3 separate regions of the Homo sapiens genome follow, and regions 2 and 3 are each linked to region 1. A link is a contact called in ENCODE Hi-C or POLR2A ChIA-PET data. All regions are on one chromosome and are shown on one strand. Each heading gives the region's core, a stretch centred on a gene start or an enhancer-like site at or near the end of the contact. The rest is flanking DNA. Distances are from core to core; before and after follow the strand shown. Region 1 overlaps ADAMTSL1 (ADAMTS like 1). Region 2 overlaps ADAMTSL1 (ADAMTS like 1). Region 3 overlaps ADAMTSL1 (ADAMTS like 1).

Region 1 (3,068 bases), core at 300-2,799:
CTACATTTGTGTGTGTCTGTGACTGCACATGTTTACAGTGTTGATGGCTCAGGCACATGTGTGGTTAGAGACCTAGACCACAGGCAATATGAAGCTAAACTGTTCCTCGCTTTCAGTCATTCTATATAAACACTGAGCACACATTTGGAGATGAGACTCAGGCAAAAGCTAACTCCAGTCTGCTTTTGGATAGAGTATAACACCCCTAGCCAAAGAACCTGGTAAATTTTCCTTCTCTACATCTAATACCAGGAGGCTTACGTAATATGGACAAATATATGTTCAGTATTCCTACGTCTAAATCCAGTTCTAGAAACAATACCTGGAAGGGCAGTGCTGACTTCCTTGTAGAAGAGCCAGATTCTCCAAAATTGGCACTGCACATTGGATTACCAAATTAGGAAAAATTACTGGATGAGGATTGATCATTCCCCCAAGAAACACCTACATACTGCTGATAGCACCACACTGTCAGGGAAGGCCTTGCTTACCACTTAACACTATTGAACCAGGAGTAACCCAAAATCACAGATTCCTCATAGCTCAGCTGATTTAAGTCTGTAAGCTTTTAAGTAAGACTTTCTTTTCTTTTCAAAAGGAATGCAAGTGAACTTAAAGAATAATATGAAACTAGATGCTTGAAGAAAATACTTATTTCTTCCTGTGGGTGGGAGGTCACTCCCAGGTGATACTCCTACTAACATGGAATCCTAGGGAAATGGCTAAGTCTAAGGAATTTCAGCCTTTTAATCCCTAAGCCTGTTCCCTGTTTTCCTTCTCTTCTGGGCCTAGGTGTTCCCAGCTTATCCTCCCCAACCCCTTCAGCCAGAGGAGCAACCTGATGGCACATCAGTTAACACAAAGGGCAGCCCACGGTGGTAGGAGACAGTAAGGCTGGAATCAGAGCAACTTTGGCACAAATCCCAGTTCTGCCACTTAGTATTGTGAGTCTACTTTTATCTCTCTGAACCTTGGTTTTCTTATTAGTTAAACTAAAATGATACTAGTACAATTAGGCACTTTGATTCTGCCCTTCGGACTAGCAGAAGTGCAAAGAACAGAAATAATGTCTGTAACGTGCCTGACACACAGTGGATACTCATTTGCCAGTATCCAAAATCATTGTCATTTAGACATGGGGCCATTGTATCACACTGTCTTCCAGGACATCTCAAACTAAGAAGCTTCACTCTTATTTGAGGAACATCTAGGTAGTTGTTCAAAGAGTTGGGTTAGCAAGGTTTCTAGGAAAACAGCGTGATGGAGAATTATCAGCCTAAATCCAGGCATCATGAGGGGATGTTGATATTCTACTGACATTCTTTGCTATCATCTCTGAGCTGATAGGAAAGTGAAATCTGTAGCCTCTAAATGATTATATTTCCCAGAAAGTTTTGTACAGTGTTCCAAAGTGGTGCTGAATAGGAGATGAATTAAGGCATATTTGGAAGTCTTTAACTTGGGCAACTCAGAGTATCAGCAGATGGAAACTTCTCAGAATGGAAGTGAAGATCAGATGGGAAATTCCTCCAGGGTCAATTTCAGAACCATAGTTGTGAATAATTCTCTATGTACAAGTCATAAGCACATGAAATGCAGTTTCCAAGTTTGCAGATAATATAAAAACTAGAGGCAGGGAAGATAGGGAAGGAAAAACAAGCCCATTTCAGTTTGGTTTGGCTTGTTTCCCTTATAGAGCTAAAGGAAATGGAGATGACAAATGTTTTTCCCAGTTGAAAAGTGTAAGAATAGCAAGCCAGAGAAAAAGAACCGTCCCAGTAAATACATAAGCCTCACAAAAGAAAAGTATTGAGTGTCAACACAGTGGTCGCAGAAATGACCATCATGAATCATGCAGGTGAAGAGCACTGGAGGATAGTAGACAACCAGTGGCAAACAGACAGTACTAGTGAGGCTTAGAGTCAGGCACTATCTATTCCCTGAAATGCTAGGGGATCTCCAGAGATCCCCCTAGCAGTTAGTTTACTCTTCCTGGAAGAGTGGTCCTAGCACATGGCAGAGTTCCAGAAAAGTGGTTAACTGTTTTAGTATAAATAAGGATGTCACTGAGATAAACCAGAAATGAAAATTTTTCCATGTTATATGCCAGAAGTCAGCAAACTTTTCTAGTAAAGGGCCAAATAGTAAACATTTTAGGATTTGCAGGCATCAGGAGTAAGGAATGACCTTTGACTGTTCTTAAACTGACTATACTCAACTCTGTCATTATAGTGTGAGAGCAGCCATAGATAATACTTTAATCTATATGCTAGTTTTCCAATAAAACTTTATTTATAAAAGCAAGTGGTAATTGGCTGCAGTTTGAGGACCCCTATCCCTAGTGGATAGGAAATCCAGTCAGTCATTTCATGCAGAGGTTTGTAATTTGAAATGAGTTACCCAGCAAGCAGATAAAATACACATATTAGCAAATTCAAGACTCTATGAACTTCTGAAAGAGAAGGAAGTTAAAGGGTCTGGCAAAAAGAAGAAGACCAGGGTTAAGAATGTGTGGTCAGGTGGCCTTTCCCATTCCTAAAATATTTTCTATACTTCCATCTGAGCAATCATGAAGCTTCTGGCATTAAATAACTTTTAGTTGGCAATTACATTAAAAACAGCAAAGGTTAAAAAAAGTTGCCCTAGCCAAATGGTGATATGAAACTCTTCATGAACCTCAAATCTGTTGCCCAAAATTTTTGTACAAAATAAAATTCTCCCTTGCAAGCCTCTGGGCTACTGTAATTTTTGGTTTCAGAAAAATAATCCTGCTCACGGAGGAGATCTCAGAGCATTCCTTTTGCCTCCCGTTTGAAAGTATCTAAAATCCAGAATATTTTTTAGTGATTGTCTATTTCCCTAAGTAACTACAAACCTTGACGTTAATTACCCCCCCGCCCCGCCCCCGCAACCACCGAAAATGAGGCCAAACCATATGCCTGCCAACTAGGCCCCGGTAGATTCCTGGATGCTGTCAGTTTAAGAACAGTCAAAGGTTATTCCTTACTCCTGATGCCACCATGTACTAGCTGAGCAAATTGCTTCTGTGAACTTTTGCCTGCTCTCTA
Region 2 (3,068 bases), core at 249-2,748, 180 kb before region 1:
ATTTTACTTAACCTAAGGTCTTCAAGGTTCTTCTATGTCATAGCAAGTCATAATTACATTCCTTTTTAGAGCTGAATAATATTTTGTTGTATGAATATATAACATTTTATCCATTTGGCATCTATGGACACTTGGGTTGTTTCCCCCTTTTGGCTATTGTGAATTATGCTGCTGTGAACATAGGCACACAAGTGTATGTTCAAGTCCTTGTCTGCAATTCTTGTAGGTAGATAGGCGCAAAAGTAGCATTACAGAATCACGTGGTAATTGCATGTTTAATTTTTTTAGGAACAGCCATACTGTTTTCTGCAGGGCTGCACCATTTTACATTCCCACCAGTTCTGCCTCCTACTCATGCCTACTCTTAGTTTATGAAGCCCTCTAGAGCATAGCTGCTGCAACTTTTGAGTCTTTTACCCTTTAACAGCTAGGACAATACCATTCCCATAAAGAGTGTTGATTAAAAGACATGCTCACTGTAGTGGAGATCATGATACTAAAATTACTTCAGCTTCTCCAGGAGATTTACAAATGTTCGGCCATGGAACTCCTCTCACTTGTATTCTTCCCTACCTTTTTTCCCTCTTCTGCTCCCAAGCTCAGAAAATAACCATGAAAATAGTGAGATGCCTCTCTGCAGGAAAAAAATAAAAGTGTAACTGTGCCTCTTTGCATACCAATGGGGTATTTCAGAGAGTGGCAACCTGTTTATCTATGCAGTTGTTGATTTATGATCGCCAGTACATGTTTGGCAGGCTGAATCCACATCTGCAATTTAAATGACTGCTTACAAAATGAGCCTTTTTTCCCTAATATCCAATTAGGACCAAGCGCTGGCATTGTAGATGAAAAAGCGGTTATGTTGAAAACAGTTCTAATCCCAATTGCAAAAGAAGTTATCACTGGTGGAACTATCAGAAAAACACTTGCTTCAGGCATGCAATCTTGACAGTCTACACATTTTAAGGCAAGAGCATGTTTGTACTCAGCAATGGGTTCTGCACTCCACCTTGGGAAAGAAGAACAGAAAAGACAGCCTGCTTTTGGTGTAGGCCCAGAGACAGCATCAGGCCTCAGATGAGTTTCCCACGTAACTCTTCCTATATCCCTCATTTTGTAACTGCATCACCCCGGTACTATAATCTTGAACACTTTTGGTGCTAAAGCTGCCAATTTTCCTGATTTTGTGTAATTTTTTGAGGTTCACAAATAGAAACAAGTGTACAAATATTCCATTCACATGCTTTCTAAATGTTTTTATTTTACCTTTGACTGAAAGGGGTCAAAGCTGAGTATAAAGGTGCTTTGATATTGGAACACACTCTCCTTGCGTCACGCTTGACCCAGGCTGGGTGGTGGAAGCAGAGGTAGGTGCTACTTGTGTGAACTGTGTGTTCAAGTCAGCATGCTCTGGAATTGATAGTGTGTCATTCTGGGCTTTCTACCCCTTTCTGACACTGCGTGGTACAAACCAAAAGTTCACATTGGGGTCATGATTGCTGGCTTTTGGCAGGGCTTGGCGAGAAGGTCTCTGCAGGGTTAGGCCGCCCAGATGCGAGCTGTTTGGGCTGAGTTCAGTTTGTTTCCATTTGCTCCCTCTCCCTCCTCCCCTCTCCTCAGTCATGCCAACTGCTACTGGAGATGTTTTTCCTCTGTTTAAGGTAATAACCGAGTCAATGCTGAAGCCAAGCTATAGGCAAGCATTGAAAATAAATTTTCAAGGGGGTTGTTTTCATATTATTAGGAAAAGCCTTGGAATCTTTTTGAAAGTTTTTGTTTCCTGAGAAACTGCCCTTTGGGAATATCTTTGTTTTTTGAGTGCCTTTAGCTTGGTGCTGAGAAATAAACTTAGGAAATATGATTGAGATGTAGTGGGCTAGGTTTTTAAACAAAATGCTCTAAACATTCCCTCAAAAACCATTTCTCTAAACAGAGCGCTCGCATGAGTAGCTGATTAGTACATGTGGTGCTGCCTGACCTCTTGAGGATACACACTGTTTGCTTGAAAGTCCCCTGGTATATTAGGTGACCTAGTGTAATAGGAATGACATTTTTTAAAGAGACTAAATCCCAATTCTGTCATTTTCTAGATAGGTGATATAGGCAGTTGCTTTGGTTTTGTCACCTGTTCAGTTGCAGAGTTTGTTTTACAGGCTTCACGAACTCTGTAAAACACCTGACAGGACTTGATCCACACACCGTACTTCATAAACACCACAATTCCTTCCCCCCCAGTTTTCTTATTTATTGCCTCTTCTCGGCCTCAAGTTTGGTAAGTGAGAACCATCCGCTGCTGCAGTCTATAATTTCCTAATGTAATTTCCCACTCTTCAGAATAATTGTGGCTCACAGTATTTATTTTCTCCCTTCCTGCCAACTGAGATACAACCTCCATTCACTTGCCCTAAGACAAAAGGTTTTGTGGCTTCCAGCTGTGAAGACCAGATCTCACTGAGACAAACAACTGCTGTTATCTTAGGGAAAAAGACAAACCAGCCAACAATGAGCAATCCATGTAAGCCTTGCTCTTAACACACTCATTAAAAAGAATTTTGAAATTGAGGTTGGAAATCATCTGACAACTCAATGCCTAAATGTTGTGGGGAGCATGTTCATAAAAATTCTTCTAGTAAGAAATGTGTTCATCTCCCCTTTGATATGTATCCCAGCCTGTGATTCACTGGAACATGCCTGCACCTACAGAATATAGTTCAACTTTCGATTGTAAAATTTTAATGTTGAAAAACAGCCCGAAGTCTAGGTCAACACTCTGCCAAGAATTCACTTGAAACAACTGTTGAAAACCATAAAATTCGTGGTCAAATATGTTTTTCTATCGAATATGGCATTTGATAGACCCACTTTGTAGAATATGGGGACTTTTCAATTTAGATTCACATAGATATATTGAAAAGAACGCATTGCATATTTTTTTTCAAATGACTCAAAATTTTTTTAATTGACGCTGTATTATGCAATACATTTGAAACTATAATCTTTGGTGATGATTCCATGCAGCATTTTCATAATTTCTTTTATTATTATTATTATTATTATGCTTTAAGTTT
Region 3 (3,068 bases), core at 393-2,892, 150 kb before region 1:
ATACATAGTCAATTGTATTTTAAAATGACTCTCTCATTTTTAAAAATAAAATAAAATAAAGTGTCAGCTCCATAGGCATAGAGGGAAGAGTCTTTAAAAACATGAACTCATCAACGGATCTAAAAATAAGATAAACTCAGATATCAGAATAGGAAATTCTGTCTTTCAAAATATTATCCTCATCACCTTTCTCTGACACAGCTGTGAATCACGCAGAACATCCACATATGACAAGATTTTAAAATGAATATAAAATATTCTATATAGAAAGTTGTGTGATATACATATAGATAGATATTTTTTAAAGAATACTTTTAGGTACAGTCCTTGGGAAGAATTTTCTTGAGAAAAGACATTTGCAACCCATATCTGTGAAATGACAGAATTTATGATTCCCATGGAAATTTTGTTCATTGAATGGAGAAATGGGTTATCTGGTATCTGAAGCAGATCATTTAGAATTGTTGATTAATAAGCTAGAAATATGTCCTGAAGACTGGCATCATGGTTCAGTCAACAAAGCCAGAATAGATTAGGGCAGATGCACTCAATCGTAAAACAGTGTGCCTTTGTAGGAAAGGGCACCCAGAGGAATGTGCAGCACGGTGGGAGAGGATGTGGCCCCTGCCTCGCCAGCTATACTAATGGCATTAATCACCAAGGAGGCAGGTGTTGCCACCAGATTGCTCTCACATCCTAAGAGATCTTAAACACCACTCTGTGCACAATATTGTAATAGATGCCAAGTAGAAGCATCTTCCAATCCATCCCAAATCATTGAGGATTTATCAGAAAGTGAGACAATTATTAATACATAAACAACTCAAAAGTGGCTTTTTATGAACATGCAGAAAATGAAATTTTTAATTGTTTTCCCTATTTTGTTTTTTGTTAAATTAAGAGTACTGTTCCTTAAAGTATGTCCTAAGATATATCAGCTGATTTTAACAGATGACACATAAGAAAAAGTTTTTATGGATAAACATCTTAGGTATACACGGGGTTAAATAGAGTGAAATGGGTTTCTTTGGTGCAGTGCTCCTAAAAAAATGAATGAATATGCTTTGGGAATTTCATCTGTGGGGTGTAGTATTTTGTATTTCCCCCATATTTTATCTTAGATCCCTTTTTCAGGACCATCTCGTGGGGCTAGTGCTTTGTTTATCTTCTTTGTCACTGAATCCCTAGTACCTAGCATGGAGCCTGACACTAAAAGACACTCAAAAAATACTTGTGGAATAAAGTAATGAATTTGCAGATCGTTTAATGTCTGGCCAGGGGTCCATCAGCCCTTTTCAGAATAATATATAAGAGAAGGCTGTGGCTCTTCCTACTTCTGTGCCATGTGCTGCCAACTGCTAGAGTTTGTACCAGCCTGACTTGCTTCATTTCTCTTTGACTAGGTGAGTGCAAGGGGCATCAGGAAATACTATTTCACCTGGTCTACTTTCTCCATATACCCTCTTCCTCAACAACTTTCTAGGAGGTTCTTCTCCTCTCTTTTTTGGGGGTGCATGCTAATGTTACCACACCCTGTCTTCTTTAGGGAACATACAGATATTACAGCATCAGCCAAGAGCTAGGGTATTAATGTTCCAGTTTATGGAATGTGAGTCACTTCCCAGCAGAGCAAGAGGGAGGCTGCATGAGCTGTGTGTGGGTCAGAAGACTGCTGCTGAGCATGGCAGGGCCAAACAGAAAGCTTTCCTTTTACTTGCACTTTATTTGAACTGTGGGTAAACAAAGACTTTCTATTTCTAGAAAGTCCCATTGTTTTAACTGCTTTGAGTTTCTTTTGCAAACTTAAAAAGTCATGTCTTTATGCAAGGCGTTTAAAGCTCTGTAGGCCCAGTCTCGGCCGGGTGTGGTGGCTCACTCCAGTAATCCCAGCATTTTGGGAGGCCGAGGTGGGTGGATCACAAGGTCAGGAGTTCAAGACCTGCCTGGCCAAGATGGTGAAACCCCGTCTCTACTAAAAATACAAAAATTAGCCGGGCTGCAGTGGCAGAAGTCTGTAATCCCAGCTACTTGAGGCTGAGGCAGGAGAATCACTTGAACCCAGGGGGCGGAGGTTGCAGTGAGTCAAGATCACAATCATGCTACTGCACTCTAGCCTGGGTAACAAAGTGAGACTCCATCTCAAAAAACAAACAAACCAAAGAAGCTCTGTAGGCCTAATCTTAACTTTTTTTTTTTTTTTTTTGGTTCCTTTTCTATATTCCCCTTACACTTTTTTCTGTTGTTGTTCTTATATACCACAAATTCTTAGCTCTCTGAAATTCAACAATGTATGACATTAAAAACAGCTATAAGATTTTGTCATGAGTGGAATATTCAACTTTGTAGAGAACTCGATAATGTAACCTCTCCAGGGAAGGAATTGGGAGCATATGATTCTTTTTTCTCATTCAACAGATAATGTGCTAGGGGCCTTGGAGAGTTGAAACACTATTTAAAAAAAAAATAGTTTTTCAATCCCTGTCCTTTAAGAGATTTGGGGTAGAGAGAGGAAAATAATGTTTACAGAATACTTACTGTGTTCCAGGCTATACATCCCTATATCTAGATTCATGTCTATATTTATATCTAGTCACGACAATAGTATAAGGCAAGTTTTGTTTTCCCTGTTTTACAAATGAGGAAACTGAAGATCAGAGAAGTCAGGTAACTTCTGAGATTCACTAATTTAAACTAAATTCTCCTAAAGATAGGATGATAATATTAAGGTTCAGAGAAATTGAGTAACAATTGGGATTATCTTATTTAACCTAAATCCTTCCAATGATAGGATAATTATGTACACTGTTAAAAAAAAATATGTCTGAACAGGCCAGGTGCAGTGGCTTACCCATGCAATCCCAGCACTTTGGGAGGCCGAGGCAGGTGGATCTCTTCAGTTCAGGAGTTCAAGACAAGCGTGGGCAACATGGCAAAACCACATCTCTACAAAATTACAAAAACCATCTGGGCGTAGTGGTGTGCACCTGCAGTCCCAGCTACTTGGGGTGCTGAAGTAGGAGGATCTCTTGAGCCCGGGAAGCTAAGGCTGCAGTGAGCTGTGATCACAC

The links. Hi-C counts contacts between places; a loop is a spot of excess contacts on that map. ChIA-PET counts read pairs that join two places held with the same protein, here RNA polymerase II (POLR2A). Pooled maps may share reads with other maps.
Region 2: a pooled map shows a loop between it and region 1 (2.1-fold over the local background). The contact joins two enhancer-like sites. A Hi-C loop is called at or near these places in 1 of 50 pooled maps. POLR2A ChIA-PET finds 5 or more read pairs at or near these places in 3 of 52 experiments (B cell, CD8-positive, alpha-beta memory T cell and IMR-90).
Region 3: a map of endothelial cell of umbilical vein shows a loop between it and region 1 (2.4-fold over the local background). The contact joins two enhancer-like sites. A Hi-C loop is called at or near these places in 6 of 168 maps with a recorded cell type or tissue (Right ventricle myocardium inferior, endothelial cell of umbilical vein, heart left ventricle and 1 more), 1 of 37 single-sample maps with no recorded cell type and 9 of 50 pooled maps.

Annotation. Positions count from the first base shown.
Region 1 is chr9:18,785,487-18,788,554 of GRCh38, forward strand. The region is part of intron 19 of ADAMTSL1 (ADAMTS like 1); the gene reads left to right. Among named protein-coding and RNA genes, the nearest start is that of MIR3152, 210 kb to the left of the region's middle. Within about 2 kb of position 1,550, at least 2 of the 41 ENCODE cell types and tissues checked have a DNase peak (open chromatin) inside an H3K27ac peak, as active enhancers do; they include endothelial cell of umbilical vein, where a contact is called at or near this core.
Region 2 is chr9:18,604,538-18,607,605 of GRCh38, forward strand. The region is part of intron 4 of ADAMTSL1 (ADAMTS like 1); the gene reads left to right. Among named protein-coding and RNA genes, the nearest start is that of MIR3152, 33 kb to the left of the region's middle. RefSeq lists an enhancer at 2,143-2,752. Within about 2 kb of position 1,499, at least 8 of the 41 ENCODE cell types and tissues checked have a DNase peak (open chromatin) inside an H3K27ac peak, as active enhancers do.
Region 3 is chr9:18,631,454-18,634,521 of GRCh38, forward strand. All of the region lies in intron 5 of ADAMTSL1 (ADAMTS like 1), which reads left to right. Among named protein-coding and RNA genes, the nearest start is that of MIR3152, 60 kb to the left of the region's middle. Within about 2 kb of position 1,643, at least 6 of the 41 ENCODE cell types and tissues checked have a DNase peak (open chromatin) inside an H3K27ac peak, as active enhancers do; they include endothelial cell of umbilical vein, where a contact is called at or near this core.